2 separate regions of the Homo sapiens genome follow, and region 2 is linked to region 1. A link is an interaction called in ENCODE POLR2A ChIA-PET data of the cell type or tissue named here. Cell type or tissue: MCF 10A. All regions are shown on one strand. Links, peaks and the distances in the headings refer to the core of each region. The heading gives the core; the rest is flanking DNA. Region 1 overlaps NPTN (neuroplastin). Region 2 overlaps NPTN (neuroplastin).

What was found. Peaks named below come from ENCODE experiments on the same cell type or tissue, not always from the same donor. Only the 100,000 strongest peaks of a DNase experiment are listed, where the experiment ranks them.
Region 2: POLR2A ChIA-PET joins it to region 1 with 5 read pairs; 10 of 35 experiments call an interaction of 5 or more read pairs at or near these places.

What each region holds. Positions count from the first base shown.
Region 1 is chr15:73,573,357-73,578,739 of GRCh38, reverse strand. NPTN (neuroplastin) reads left to right here. Exons shown (of 9, transcript NM_012428.4): 5 at 4,945-5,078. Among named protein-coding and RNA genes, the nearest start is that of NPTN-IT1, 6.5 kb to the right of the region's middle. In MCF 10A, for the core only: no CTCF peak of the experiment used is centred there; DNase peaks (open chromatin) are centred at 2,629, 2,949 and 4,949.
Region 2 is chr15:73,626,013-73,631,395 of GRCh38, reverse strand. All of the region lies in intron 1 of NPTN (neuroplastin), which reads left to right. Among named protein-coding and RNA genes, the nearest start is that of NPTN, 4.7 kb to the left of the region's middle. In MCF 10A, for the core only: no CTCF peak of the experiment used is centred there; no DNase peak of the experiment used is centred there.

The sequences.
Region 1 (5,383 bases), core at 51-5,050:
TTACAGGTGTGAGCCACTGCACCTAGCCAGCCACCACACCTAGCCATATGTTAAATAAGTATCTTAAACTTACCATGTTCTAGACCTTGACCTTCTGGTTTTTACCACCACTGTTTCTCAGTCTTTTAACAAAACAAACTAAGATTAAGCAAACAAAAAACACTCTTATTCTTTTGCAATTTTCCTCATCTTAGTAACTGTCAACTCCATTCTCACAGTTACACAGGCCAAAACCTTGGTGTCATCCTTGACTCCTTTTCTTCTCACAGTCCACATTCAATCTATTAGCAAATATGTTAACTCAACCTCCAAAATATACCTGGAATCTCACCATTTCTCCTTATTTCCACTGTTACTGCCCCCATGGAAACCAGCCTCTCCCTTGCCTGGGTTACTGTAATAGCCTCCTGCTTGGTCTTGCTTCCACTGCTGTCTCTGCAGTTCTTGTTCACATAGTAGCCACGGGGAGCCTGTTAAAACACACCCATCATTTTATACCTGCACATAGTATTCACCAGTGGCTTCCCGGCTGACTCACTGTAACTGCCAAAGTCATTATGGTGGCCTACAAAGTCCTGTCTAATCTGGGTCCCCAGTCTCTCTGATTTCTTTTATTTCCTGCTCTCTTCTCCTTGCTTACTATGTTCCAATCAAATCCTCTTTGCTGTTCCTTGTACATAACAAGCACAATCCTACCTCAAGACCTTTGCATTTCCCTCGACCTAGAGTGTTCTTCCTACAGATATGTGTGACCTACTCCCTTCTTTTCTTTTTTGCTGGGAGACCAGAGTTTTATTACTATTCAAATCAGTCTCCCCTAGCATTCAGGGAGCAGAGTTTCTAAGGATAACTTGGTGGTTGGGGGAAGCCAGTGAGCCAGGAGTGCTGATTGGTTAGAGCTGAAATCACAGGGAGTCAGAGCTGACTTCTTGTGCTCAGTCAGTTCCTGGGTGGGGGTCACAGGATCAGATGAGCCAGTTTATTGATCTGGGTGGGGCCAGCTGATCCATCAAGTGCAAGGTCTGCAAAATATCTCAAGCACTGATCTTAGGAGCAGTTTAGGGAGGGTCAGAATCTTGTAGCTTCCAGCTGCATGACTCCTAAACCATAATTTCTAATCTTGTGTCTAATGTTAGTTCTACAAAGGCAATCTAGTCCCCAGGCAAGAAGGGAGTCTGTTTTGGGAAAGGGTTGTTACCATCTTTGTTTAAACTATAAGTTTCTCCCAAAGTTAGTTCAGCCTGCGCCCAGGAGTGAACAAGGACAGCTTGGAGGTTAGAAGTAAGATGAAGCAGTTAAGTTCGATCTCTTTCCCTGTCTCAGTCATAATTTTGCAAAGACGGTTTCAGTCTCTCCCTTTGGGTTTTATAACACCTTAATCTTAAGGTGTAGGCTCTGAAGATGGCAAAAGGCCGTAGATCACTCTGGCTTCTTCCTGCTGATAGGGGACATTGTGGGAATGGGAGTGAACCCCAAGGTGAGAAGAGTGGAACCACCTTGTAACTGTCTGAGTGTACTCATGCAGGCCTGGCTAGGATTCCAAGGCTTGTGTGGGAAAAACATTACTACTCTCATCTATAGTTTTACTACAGTGTTTAAGTGAACAGCCTACTGTAAGGTAAATAACGAGTCCTAGGATGAGGAGTACAATTCCCAATTTTAAAAGCAAAGATTTGAAAGCATTAGTTTGGGGACTTCCAACCCACAAAGAATTTAGAATTTCATCTAAACTGCAGAAAAAAACCTCAAGAACAGCTAACAACAGTATACTATAGTTTTTCTTTTGAAGCGTAATTTTTCTCTCTCCAGTCCCCATTTTTATTAAAAACAAATCATGATAGAACTGATTTATTTATAAAATAAACTTATTCTTACTGTACTTGGCCTGATTATTTGCATAAAGTGCAGCAAGAGTAGTTATTTTTCACTTAGGCTTTTTAAATTGGCTTTGACAGAACTCTGTTCCATGAAGAATCTCAGATAAGACTGTTAAAAAGTCGAGCCCAGCCATGGGTTTGTACCCTCAAATACTTACGAGTTGGGCAAATTCCTCTCCTCTTGAGGTCCCAAGATAACTTGGGGTTCCTGGCCTGTTAGAAAGTGACATTCTTAGCCAGGCGCAGTGGCTCACACCTGTAAACCCAGCACTTTGGGAGGCTGAGGCGGGTGGATCACTTCAGGTCAGTAGTTTGAGACCAGCCTGGCCAACATGGTGAAACCCCATCTCTACTAAAAATACAAAAATTAGCCAGGTATGGTGGCAGATGCCTATAATCCTAGCTACTTGGGAGGCCAAGGCAGAAGAATCACTTGAACCCGGAAGGTGGAGGTTGCAGTGAACCAAGATCACACCACTGCATTCCAGCCTGGCCAACAGAGAGAGACTGCATCTCAAAAAAGAAAAAATACATTCTTTACTTACCACAGGTCAGGAACCTTGTATATACTCCCTTATTTTCTTCACGACCATGCTAAAGTTCATCTCATCACAAAAGCCTTACCCAACCAGTCTGACATATCTGGTGTGTAGTGGGTGCTCAGCAGGTGTTTGCCAGATGAATGAAGCATGGCTGGCTGGAGCAGCACATGGTAACCCTTCGGGCATGCTGGGTCCTGTGTGGCTATGGAGCCTGCTCCTTGGAGTGCTTGGAATTTATGGACTGAAGTAAGCTCTGAGAAAGGGTGACCAGGTTGAACAGTCAGCCTAAGAAGTGACTGAGTAGCTGTGGGAAAAGTTCGGCTTTGTGGGAATGAGATAGAGCCAGGTTGACCACTTCCTTCTGTAGTAAGAAACTTTGCCTGGAAAAAAAAAGATATTTCCTTTGAAACGTACTATCTAGAAAACACTTCACACTGAGTGTTACTCAGCAGGCCTCAGTTTGGCAGGGACTGGTTACAGAGACAGCTTGGGGCCTTGCCCAGTGCATGCCCATCCAGGTGCCTCTGGAGGGTGAGTCTAAAACCAGTTTGTGCCTGGGAAGCACATTCTGTGACTAGTAGGACTTTGCATTGTTTTTAAGCCAAGAAAAACCAAGCCAGTCAAAGGTGGAACATGAGATTAGCCCCAATGCAATAGTACAGGCTTCTACAGTCTCAAGATGAATGTTTTGACATCCTGTTCATCTACCCAAGAACACTGGGAGGTAGACAAGGACACGAGGTGTCTCCATTTGATAATGGCTGTAGCAGCAAAGCCCAGAATAACGAAAGAACCAACAAAACTGGAATTGGGACCAAGGCATATCGATTCTCTTTCCTATCTTGGATAACAGAGTGACATCCAGCCTGCTTTGACTTTTATTGCTCTCAGATTACTGTAACCCGGCTGGGCGTGGTGGCTCACGCCTGTAATCCCAACACTTTGGGAGGCTGAGGCGGGCAGATCATCTGAGGTTAGCAGTTCGAGACCGGCCTGACCAACATGGTGAAACCCCATCTCTCCTAAAAATACAAAATTAGCCGGGCGTGATGGCTCACGCCTGTAATCCCAACACTTTGGGAGGCCAACGCGGGCAGAACACCTGAGGTCAGGAGTTCAAGACCAGCCTGACCAACATGATGAAACCCCATCTCTCCTAAAAATACAAAATTAGCTGGGCATGGTGGCACATGCCTGTAATCCCAGCTACTCAGGAGGCTGAGGCAGGAGAATCGCTTGAAACCAGGAGTTGGAGGTTGCAGTGAGCCAAGATCACACCATTGCACTCCAGCCTAGGCGACAAGAGCGAAACTCTGTCTCCAAAAAAATTACTGTAACTGGTGAAGCATTGGCGGGTAATATAGTTATGATAAAATAAAGCTAAATCCAAAGAATTCGCTTTTATCTCAGGCTTCTTTGATCCTTGAAACTTACTTAATTTTTAGACTACAGTTGTTGTTTATTTCTTCCTAAGTGATCCCTATAAATAGAGAAGACCAACGGCCTCTAGCATGTCTTGAAATTCCTTCTATATTGGGTTCAGTCTAGGAAACTGTTGCAAATCAGGTGTCCAAGGCAGATTCTTAAGTTGTTAATAAAAGGTCTTAGGGCCAGGTGCAGATGCAAACACCTGTAATCCCAGCACTTTGGGAGGCCAAGGTGAGAGGATCACTTGAGGTCAGGAGTTCAGGACCAGCCTGGGCAATATAGTAAGACCCCGTCTATACAAGAAATTTAAAAATTAACCAGGTGTAGTGGCATGTGCCTGTAGTTCTAGTTACTCGGGAGCTGAGGATCACTTAAGCCCAGGAGCTTGAGGCTACAGTGAGCAGCGATCATGCCACTATGCTCCAGCCTGGACGATAGAATAAGACCCCATCTCAATCAGTCATTCAATTAAAAAAAAAATCTCTTGGGACACTGGTTGAATTTCCTGTTCATTCCTTTCTTCCTCCTTGTGAAGACCAGTTTCTGGATTCCCTCTTTCCTGGGAGAGCCTTGGTCATTGTTACTTATTGAGTAGCTTCTCCAAGCATTCATTGTTTTTACATACCTTGTAATAGGACTTGATTGTAGTTGTTTTATCTCAGAATCTCATTTCCTTAAGGGAATGTGTGATATTTGACAGGATGCATAACTGTTGTTCATGCAGGTGTTTTAAGAAAAAACTTGGGCCGATAGAAGAGATAATAGTGTTTGTTTGCATTTTCTTTAAAGGTAGGCTTAATTGAGGGCAGTTGGACCTGCATCCTTTTCCAGTAGGTTGGAGAATCACCTACATTAGTAGAGCCTCATATATTAGTAACCCTGGTATCTGCCTGGGCATCTTTAGCGGGTGGGGGGTAGAGGATGGGTTTGGTCCCTTTACCCTATTCTGACCTGAAATGCTCTTCATCAAAGCTGAGTATGACAGTAAGCATAAAGACTGACTACATTACAAGCAGGGCTCTGAGCCAGAAGGTGGGGCCTTTGTATCCTGTTTGGAGTAGACTTCCGTGGTAACTGCGTCTAACGCTTTCTCACAGCCGCTCCTGACATCACTGGCCATAAACGGAGTGAGAACAAGAATGAAGGGCAGGATGCCACTATGTATTGCAAGTCAGTTGGCTACCCCCACCCAGACTGGATATGGCGCAAGAAGGAGAACGGGATGCCCATGGTGAGTAGGAGGCAGGCCCGGGTCTCTGGTTGCTGGAGTTTTCCCTGCAGAGGTCCAGACACGTGGGTCAGTTACTGTAGTAGCTGTATCCTCGGATGTGTGCATGGCGAGGGTCACCCTTTCTAGAGTCACGGTTTACAGCATGAATCAAGAGGTCATTGACAGTCTCTTCCAGCACAAAAATCCCTGTACGTGATTTGTTAAAGCTGTCCCTCTGGTAAGAGATTAGATTGCTCACTGTATTAGTCCATTCTCACTTTGCTCTAAAGAACTTCCAGAGACTGGGTAATTTATAAAGAAAAAAG
Region 2 (5,383 bases), core at 92-5,091, 53 kb before region 1:
GAATATGCTAAGTGTATTGGGTATTTTTCCTGTTTTCCTCTAAGCATGAGTCCACTGTGGAAGGCAGGGTAGAGTTAGTCTTATTTGTCTTATCAGTTTTTCGACTGTGTCAACATGACTTAAAGAAGCCTAATGCTAATTTTAGCTATTCAGTTTATGGTAATAGCATAGTTTCATTTTGCACAATAGGTGAGAGATTCTTGATCTTAACATGTTTAATCTCTGCTGGCTTAGCTTTTTTCCAATGATTTATAATACGGTAAAATTGTAGTTTCTTAGCAACTAAAGCAAGGTTTCTGGATAGGCCTATAAAGACTCATCTGTCTGCTCAGTGATATGTGTTCTAAATACAGCATAGAACGGCCTTTCCCTTGAAATGAGCTTGAATTCAGTCACATGACATGACCGATGAAATGAAGCTGAGCTGCTGGTTGACCCAAATGAATGTAAATTTAATTCAAGGAAGAGATGGCTATTTTTGAGTTTGAGTTCCTATAGTTATGGATGCCATTTTATAGCTTTCTATATAACATGTCTTATTATAATATTCAAGCTTTCAGCTGGTAATAAATAGCCCTGCAGTGATCTGACTTCATGTCATGGAGTTTGTGTTTTCTTACAGTGCTTTCAAAAAGGGATACCTTGCTTGTGCATGATGTTGAAATGTTAGAAATGTTAGATTTTCTATTTAAATGACTGGAGAAAAAAACTCACAAGTATCTCTGAATTGGGAATGTAGTAGTTTAGATTGAATATAGATGTTTTTCAAAAGGCATTTGTTTCATTATTCCTAAAATGAAGAATTTGGCCTGTATGACTCTCAAGGTCTCTTGAAGCTCCAGTGAGTTTCTGACCCATTGTTGTGGACATTCAGGGCTTTCATTCAGATGGATTTTGTTTCTCATCCAAGAATTTAAACTTGTAAGACCAATTCCAAGTAAAATCCTTATTTGTTGACTTCTATATGTATCATCAAAATGGTAGTTTAAAGAGGAACTTGTTCTAAAAAGTAACCTTATAAGACATTCAAAAGCATTAGACTGCAATTGAGTGAGTGTAAACAAAGCAGTATAATGTGATGATCAAGAGTGCAGGCTTTGGACGGTGACAGACTCAGGTTTGAGTTCCAGCTGTCAGTAGCTGAGTGATCTTGAGTAATGCAAACTTCAGTTTCATCAGTTCATCATCTGTAAAGTGGAGATTACAATCATGTCCATTCCCTAGGGATGATGTGAGGATTAAATGAGATAATGACCGCTTAGATTTCAGCCTGAGTCTCAGTACATGTTAGCTATTACTACTATCCTTTAAAAAGGAGCATTATTTTTTATTTATTTTTCTTCATGTGTATATTGAAAACTTGATTGTTAATGCTGCTGTCATGGTAAATAGGCCATTTGAAGGCCCCACATAGAGATTTGTGCTTTTGCTTATGTAACTTTCTCAGAAAAGTGACCAGCTGCACTGTGTCTGCAATTGCCAATTCTGGTGAGGAAGTTAATATTTTTATTTGAGTTTCTGGGAGAGACTTTATGGCTTTTTTTTTTCTTTTTTTTCTGTGAACCAAATCTTTCAAGTGGGCCAGGTATCACTTTCTCATAGAGTATTATTGTTGTGAATAAGAGAAATAGAGTGTGGTACCCGGCACACAGTGGGAGTGTTATAGATGTTAGCTGAATTAATGAATGTGGAGTGGTGTGTAAAAACGTAATATATTCATATGGAAAATATGACATCACAAAATTAACACTGTTCAATGGAGGAAAATAAGGAATCTAATGAATCTTATTTTTAACGACCTAAATTTTAGAAACCATTTTGTTTGGGTGATACTAGATAGTTGTGAACATTGTGCTTTGTAATAATGCCAGTATTTGCATTAGATGATTCATGGATCTTTTTCTTTTCTGTCAAGGGCTGTTTGCTTCAGTGGTTTAGCAATTTTCTCTCACTGAGTACATTTTTAGAGGTGTATTTGCTAATTGATTGCGTGTTTCCTCTTTGAACTGAAATGAGCAACAGAAGACACATCTTATCTATGGCAGCTGTGGCACAAATGACATGCCGAATGTCAAGCAAAAAATTTTGAAATAATCCAAATAAGATTTGACCAGAAGAAATAGTTTGCCTTGACATAAAGCCCTTCCTAAGGAGATCACAGGCTTTCAGTCTCTCAGGCTACTGGCTAAAATGTCACTACTGATATAATGCAGCACCCAGGCATGAGAAATTGGTTCGGTCTGGGAGGATAGGCCATGTTACTACATCAGGACCCATTCCCTGGGTTTGTTTTACAAGGTTACTGGATCCAAATTAGAAAGAGATACAGATGGGTTTTTGTGTTGCCAGACGCAGTAGAGCTTAACTTGTGAATATACCAAGATTTAAAACCACAAAAGGAAATAAAACCCCTTAGATGTGAGGTTGGAATTCATTACAGGTCTGACTTCGCTTGATTAATACAGATCCTTATGAGAAATTAGACTGTTTTAAGGGAATCCCATTGTTTTTTCTCATTAATACAGATTTGATGTGAAACAGTTTCTTTTGTGGAATATGCCTTTAGACATTAATAAAAAGCAACATTATATTATCTTTATTTTAACTTTAAAATAAAGTTTAAATAAAAATAATTATTTAAATTAAAAAAAGATTTAATTGGGCCTTGAAAGATGACCAAATGTAATTAGAAAAGTGCTCTGTCAGTTTGAACATTGTTTTTCATTAGTCTGAGGTACTTTTTAAAAGTAAGATGTTTTGTGTGTAAACTCTGAAACTTGCTGGGTCTGTGTAAAGGTTTTTTACAACGATTCGGGAAGGAGATAAAGTGCTAATATCTATTAAAATGAAGTATGTAGAGAAACAGTGAGTGACCATGTTGGATACCATACAAGAGATGTTCAACAAAAGTTTGAATAAAATTATGCAGAGTAGTTTTGGAAAAGTGAATTTTATGAAAATCGTTCTGATGTATTCTATTCAATTTACTGTTTGCAGTGAGAGTACAATCTGGACAGGATCAGAAGTAGAGAATGAAGTTGTAAGAGAAAGGGAAAGACAGAAGAAAGGCTGCAGTAGTACAAGGAGAAAAGCAGGATGCAAGAATGAGGAATGAATCTTTGTTTGAGGAGCATCCGGAAAAATATAAGCTGTCAGAAAGAGTAAATAGACCAGGGACCTCTAAAGTAAATTCACACATCAAAGTTAAAATAATGTTGGAGAATCACCTCCTGTGAAAAATTGGCTTAGCTTTCAGTATGCCTCTTTAAACAAAACATTATCATTTTATACAAATTTTTAAAATGTTGTTCATAATATGGAGTTTAATTTTAAGCACCTTAGATAATGCATTTGTAAGCTTGTTTGTGAAATTTTTATGGATTTTTTTTTTCAAAATTCCTAATTTTAGTTGGTAAGGATTAACTTCGGGAAGACAGGAAACCCCTCCAGTAAAATTAATTGGTTATAAATGGTTACATATTTTAGGCTTATATACATAACAAAACTTCTTACTGAATTTAAAAGTGATCTTGTGTAAAAACATTATTCTAGTGATATTGATGTCTAAATTTAAAAGAGTGAATACACAAGTAAAATATATCTGCTTTTTAAGGATCTATTCAGTTTAGGAAGGAGAGTCAAAATTTGTATTTAATTTCAATTTATTATATTGTCTGAAACTGAAAGTAGGCCTAACTTTTGTTTGCTTTTGTGTATGTACAAAGGCAAACATTTATCAATCAACTCTTATTAATTTGAGATTATTTTGACCTGATTGCTCAGAACTTTTGTCTATCTGTATAGAAATGGGGTTTTCTAAATATTTAAAGAATTTCCTACGTATGTAAATTTACTTGCACACAGTAAGTTAGGGGAGACATTTAATATTCCTCAGATACCTGCTGTTTTCTTGTTGTGTTTCTTGTTTTTCAAATAAATAAACTGAGTGTTATCTGTTCATTAAAATAGAATGTAGTCAGCTCGAGGGAAACATTTTGTATTGAGTTTCTTGTACTAAAAAGCACTAAATGGTATTCTCTTGCATTTCTGAAACAATTATGGAATGTTTTAAGACTAGCCTTCCTACCAAATAATCTTAACTACTGGAGCTTTATGATATACTTTATGGTATTTTCCAGAAATATGTCAATTTTTTTTTAAAGATGGAGTCTTGCTCTGTTGCCCAGGCTGGAGTGCAGTGGCATGATCTCAGCTCACTGCAACCTCCACCTTCTGGGTTCAAGCAATTCTCCCTGCCTCAGCTTCCTGAGTAGCTGGGATTACAGGCGCCAGCCACCATACTCAGCTAATTTTTGGATTTTTAGTAGAAATGGAGTTTCGCCATGTTGGCCAGGCTGATCTCGAACTCCTGACCTTAGGTGATCTGCCCACCTCGGCCTCCCAAAGTGCTGTGATTACAGGTGTGAGCCACTGTGCCCGGCTGAAATATGCCAATTTGGATATCCTTCTCTTGCCTTATTAAAAATCATCGGTCACCCAGGTATTACTTCAAATTTACTAGACAGTGAAATATAAATGAGATGGTATGAAATCACTCTGAAAGTATTAGGGTTGGATATATTATGTAAGTTTCTATAATTAGAAAGCATTAAGTCCCAAATCGTACCAATAGTTTTAATCATATCTAAATGGATACTCACATACTAAATGTGATTAAATATAAAATGCATAACGAAATGTCACATCCTTTCCTGATAGAATACTAATAAGGCATAGTATTTCATGTGCAGGAAGATACAGGAAAACACACAAGTAAGAGTTTGTTTTGCATATATAAATTGTTATGCCTTTGAGATTCTTTTCTTCCTGATGGTAGGATTTGGAAACCATTGGACTAGATGATGTCTAAATTTCCTTTCAGTTCTAAAAATTACTAAATATCTTGCCCTTATAGCTTAGATACTGTCTCCAATAGGTTAAAGGCTCAGAGATGATAACACTTTCTGTTTAAAAGTTTTTAGAAACTTACTTTTGAATATAATGAAAATTAACTTTGAGGCATGCACTGTTTTGAAATCTAAATGCCTCTAAATCTACTTCAGACAACCCTTGCAGTTCTTGTTTCAAGGGAGGCAGAACCGTGTCTGTTATGCAGAGATCTTATATTAAACTTGCTGGGAAAATTGCCAGTGTGAATAAAGAAGTGAATATTCCTGCCAGGTAGGTAGGTATTTTATGATCTTTCTGTTGGCTGAAAGTGGTTGACTAATAAAGAGACAATGAAACACACTTAACTATTTGTATTTTTATGTTATCTTTCGAGAAAGTTTGTTTTCTATATATGAGTTAGTTTCTGCAGTCCCTTATGCATTTTTTAAGACCTGGAAATCCGTCCATTATAGTCGAAGAAGGCAACCCCAAG